Linked DNA regions of Homo sapiens: region 2 is linked to region 1. The links are chromatin loops, found by intact Hi-C in ENCODE. Cell type or tissue: A673. All regions are shown on one strand. Region 1 has its middle 3.6 kb from the start of NSFL1C. Region 2 overlaps SDCBP2 (syndecan binding protein 2).

What was found. Peaks named below come from ENCODE experiments on the same cell type or tissue, not always from the same donor. Only the 100,000 strongest peaks of a DNase experiment are listed, where the experiment ranks them.
Region 2: it touches region 1 in a loop (6-fold over the local background); 41 of 110 quality-filtered maps call a loop at or near these places.

Annotation. Positions count from the first base shown.
Region 1 is chr20:1,469,213-1,471,712 of GRCh38, forward strand. It overlaps a transcript of SIRPB2 not described here. Among named protein-coding and RNA genes, the nearest start is that of NSFL1C, 3.6 kb to the left of the region's middle. In A673, a CTCF peak has its summit at 1,033 (motif pointing left); a DNase peak (open chromatin) is centred at 989.
Region 2 is chr20:1,312,357-1,314,856 of GRCh38, forward strand. SDCBP2 (syndecan binding protein 2) reads right to left here. Exons shown (of 9, transcript NM_080489.5): 5 at 984-1,142; 6 at 231-406; 7 at 1-152. FKBP1A-SDCBP2 (FKBP1A-SDCBP2 readthrough (NMD candidate)) reads right to left here. Exons shown (of 10, transcript NR_037661.1): 6 at 984-1,142; 7 at 231-406; 8 at 1-152. Among named protein-coding and RNA genes, the nearest start is that of SDCBP2-AS1, 12 kb to the right of the region's middle. In A673, a CTCF peak has its summit at 1,304 (motif pointing right); a DNase peak (open chromatin) is centred at 1,355; H3K27ac peaks cover 721 bases.

The sequences.
Region 1 (2,500 bases):
CACTTATCTAAGTGTCCTTAACAAAACTAGAGAAGGAGGTGCTGCAGGCTCAGCTTTAGCTCCACTCTCCTATGTCCAACCACACCAGCCCCCAACCTCCAGCCCCATCCCACCCAAGCCCCATCCCCAAATTCTACCACCACGACCACCTCCAGCCTCACCTCTACCTCACAGATCCGCCACCAGCACCTGACCCACCCCGCCCCACTTTCCCTTCTAACTCCACCCTCAGTACTAAATGCACCCCACCCTCCAAAGCCCACTTTCACTCCATTTCACCCCCAGCCCCCTCCGGGCTCATCTCCATCTTCCTTCCCACTCCAGTCTCACCCCAGCCCCTCCCTTTAATCCTATCTTCCACCACCTCCCGCCCCACCCCAGCCTTCCTTTGGCACCCCCTCTGCCGTGTCCTCACTGGTGGTGACTTCACTTTGGGCAGGAGCTGTGTGTACCCAGGACTGGTGTCTCCTCTGACCCCCTACTCCAGTCCCCTAAGCGCTAAACCCTCTATAGCTTAGGGGGCCAGGGGAGCTGCTAGGTGGAGCAAATGATTGATTTCTCAGCTGACATTCAGACCTTCCAGAGGCCCCTATACATGGAAGCTGCCGGTACCACTCACCCTTCTCTACTACCTCAGCCTCAGCACTGCCTTCTTCTACCACTCTTCTTCACAAAAGGTGACAGAGCGAGACTCTGTCTCAAAAAAAAATAATAATAATAATAACAACACTACCACTGCCTCAGCAAAGTTGGGACTATTTGTCTCTCTTTTCACAACATCTTCAACTAATGACAATAATAATAAAATAACAGTACTGCCAGCCGGTGACTAATGCTTGGTTGCATTAGTCAGCAGTGAGAACCAATGAAAACTGCAATGAGATTCCCTTTTGCCTTATCCAACTGGTAAAACATTTACAAGTCTGACTGTTAGAGTAGGCAGATAGCCAGAAATAAGCAGGCAAGGGAGCGTTTGGGAAAAGAAGTCCTGGAGACTCCATTCACTGACAGTCAGCGCCACCCACTGGCGGCCAGCAAAGAGACAATGGCTACACTGGCAACTTCTGGCCTTGTGGTTGGGCTCCTCTGGCCCTAAAGGGGACTTATGAGGCCTTACCCAGAGATAACCATGGTAGGGACTTTCCCACTGACGAGCATGTGCACTCCTCCAGTAACTCGCCCTACAGTAGCCTTTTGCTCATTATAATAACAAGCCGGGCACAGTGGCTCATGCCTGTAATCCCAGCACTTTGAGTGGCCGAGGTGGGCGGATGACGAAGTCAGGAATTTGAGATCAGCCTGGCCAATATGGTGAAACCCCGTCTCTACTAAAAAAATACAAAAATTAGCCAGGCATGGTGGTGCGTGCCTGTAGTCCCAGCTACTCAGGAAGCTGAGGCAGGAGAATCGCTGGAACCCGGAAGGCAGAGATTGCAGTGAACTGAGATCACACCACTGCACTCCAGCCTAGGTGACAGAGCGAGACTCTGTCTCAAAAAATAATAATAATAACAACAAAACACACCCCTGAGTGGAGATTTTAAATGCTAATGAGACAGGCAATGTGTTTACTAGCGCGTACAAACACACAACATTCACAGCCAGGGGGACCACCTAAAACATGATTGTAAGTGACGCTCCCTCATGCCCCTGCACGAATAATCATGTAAGATTCTCATAAAGAGGGTCCCCCAGCACCAGCTGCTGCTGGCTCGTTCTTTCAGAGTGTACTGTCTCTTTAAATAAACACTGCTACTGCTGTTTTTTGCCTGATGCTGTTTTCCAGCCAGGTCAGCCCACTCCTTTCTAGGAACGTACTTTATCTTTCTTCAATAAACTCTGCTACTTCACCTTTGCTGTGTGTCTCTTGGCTGAAATCTTTCTTCCAAGCAGACAAGAACTGAAGATTCCCGCACTTCCCTGTAATGTGACCATAGGAAATATTGGCATAAGCCTGAAACAACAGGAATTTTCCTGTGTCTAACAGCAGTATATGTTGGCTTAATGGCATTGGGGCATGATTTGGCCAATCTAGTGGAGTTGAAGAAGCACAGAACCTGTATAACCCTCCAGTTCTACTTGTGGGTGTGTGCACTTGTGCATGCATCAGGAGACACAGTGAAACTGTCTCTGTTTGGGATAGCGAGAAACTGGAACAACTAAGGTCTCCATCCATCAACAGAAATCACAAATGTAATATGTTAATACAATGGAATACTATACAGTTCTGAAGATGAATGAATTAGAGTTACAGGTAACCAACCTGGATATAACTCAAATGTTGAGTCAGAAAGCAAGGTTGAGAATGATCTGTGTAGCAAAGTGCCATTAATCAGTGCCATTTAGATAGAATTTAGAAATGTGCTTGACTAGGCCTGGCATTCCCCACTTTCTCAGGCCAATGACATGTAGCTGCTCTCTGGGCGGTGTGTCTTGTGGAGAGGACGGACTATTCTTGACCTGGCTGGCACCTCCTCTCACTGCACCCCGATACCGCCAC
Region 2 (2,500 bases), 160 kb before region 1:
GCCCGTCCACCTCACACACGTAGTGGTTGGTGAGGAGCCCGTTGCGGGCCGCAGAACTCCCTTTGACCAGAGAGACAATCTTCCCCTTCTTGATCACGAAGCCGACGTGGCCCATGCTGTCCTTGTGCATGGTGACAGTCCGCTGGAACGGCCTGGCAGGAGGGACAGTGAGCTGTCCTGGGGACATGGCTGGGGTGAGACGGAGAGGCTGCCCGGGCCTGGCTACTCACCTGTCCCGAACCACCACGACAATCTTATCGCCTGATGCCTTCTTCACCACCTGATGGGCTTTGTGCGAGCTCCACCCAGCACAGTCACGCCCGTCAATCTGCAGGAGCTGGTCCCCAAAGCGCAGCCCCACAAGGGATGCAGGGGTGTTGGCCTGGACCAACTGCACAAAGAGCCCCTGGGGGAGGCAGGGCCCCAGAGTCAGTGTCCCTGGCCCACCCTAGGCACAGATCCCTCTTCCAACCTGTTGTTTTCCTCCTGATACTCCAGGAACCTACAGGGTGCCAGGGACACAGCTCTGCATGGCAGGCACCAAGGTTACCCCATTTACCGGGGAGGAAACACTCTAGGCCTCATAGTTAGGAAGCAGGTGAGTCAGGATTTCAACCCTGGCCTGGGGCTGCACTCCGAAACACTCCACTGTACCATTCACAAAGGCATGGGCTTCCCTGGCGTCGGCTGTCTACACCGTCGCCTGGAAGCTAGATGCCCTGGGCAGCGAAGGGCAGGTGGGGAAGGGAGGCTCCTCCGAGCGACGGAAGCCCACGGAGAGGCCAGTGGAGGGCCCTGCGCAACCCAGCACCAGCCCCGCCCGGGTCTCGGGGAGGAGGGACTGGGGGCAAGAGCCTGGCCGCTGGGGTTAGGAGGCCCGCTCTGCACCTTCCTTACTGTGGACGGGCCCTCTGAGCTCTGAGGCCTGGCGGGAGAGCGCGTGCAGCTCGAGCTCCTCTTCCCACCCAGCCCCCGCGCCCTACCTGGTCGACCTTCCGCAGCCTCAGCCCGGTCTTGCCGCGCTCGTCCTTGCACAGGTGGATCTCGCGCACCCCGGGCTTGATCTCAGCTCGCCGCACGCCCAGGCTGTACCCGGTTACCGGTGCCACCATCTGGCCGGGCCCGGGGCCCGAGACCGCTGTCTGCAGACACCAGGGGGCAGGGGGTCAGCCCGGCCCGTGGGGACCCTGTGCCTCAGGAGACACTGGGGTGGGGGTAGGGATGGGGAAAGGAGGATGGAGCCGTCCCCGGGTCCCCCCACGTCCCCAGTCCACGCTTCTCCCCTAGGGGCGAGAGGAGACGTGGCTCCACGCGGCCACTAGGGGGCGTCAAAGTCCATGCCCTTAAAAAGCCAGGAAAACGGGGAGGGAAGGGGCGAGGATACAGGAAGAGGCCCTTCATTTCCCAAGGGAAACTGGCATCAGGAAAAGCCTCCTTTAAAACCCACTTAAAATAGAAAAAGTCACAGTAAATAGTGAGCAACAGGGGATAAAAGGACTGGATTTTTGTCTTGAGAAAAATGTAAAAATATACAAATTCATGATGCAGAAAAAGGCAAGGAACTTCACTCTCCCAACACTATTAAAGATGGTACTGGAAGACCTAGCCAGCACAGTAGGCAAGAAAAGAGGGGGAGTCACACAGATCAGAAGAGAAGAAATAAAACGGTTCCTATTTATAGATGGCACGATGGTCTACTAGAAAATCCCAAAGAATCTACAAATAAACTCCTAGACCAAATAAAAGAGTTTAGCAAGGTCCTGGGATACAAAATTAACACACAAGATTCAATTGTACTTCTGTATACTAACAACGAACACATGTAAACTGAAATTTAAAATACAACACCAGGCTGGGCGTGGTGGCTCATGCCTGTAGTCCCAGCACTTTGGGAGGCCGAGGAAGATGGATCACTTGAGCCCAGGAGTTCAAGACTAGCCTGGGCAACTGTTGAAACCTCCTCTCTACTAAAAATACAAAAATTGGCTGGGCTGGTGGCAAGCACCTGTAGTCCCTGCTACTCAGGTGGCTGAGGCAGGAGAATTACATGAACCCAGGAGGTGGAGGTTGCAGTGAGCCAAGACTGAGCCACTGCTCAGTCCAGCCTAGGTGACAGAGCAAGACTCCACCTCAAAAAAAAAAAAAAAAAAAAAAAGGAAAGGAAAGGAAAGGAAAAGAAAAGAAAGGAAAAGAAAAGAAAAGGAATACAATACAATACCACTTACAATCACTCAAAAAAAAAAAAAAAAAAAGAGGCCGAGCTCAGTGGCTCACTCCTGTAATCCCAGCATTTTGGGAGACCAAGGCCGGAGGACCACTTGAGGCCAGGAGTTCAAGACCAGCCTGGGCAACAAAGCAAGACCCCCATCTCTGTTAAAAACAAAAACGAAGCAAAATAAAACCTAAAAACAAGAACAACAAAAAGAAATACGTGTAAATCTAACAAAACACATACAGGAACCGTATGCTGAAAACAACAAAATACTGATAAAAGATATCA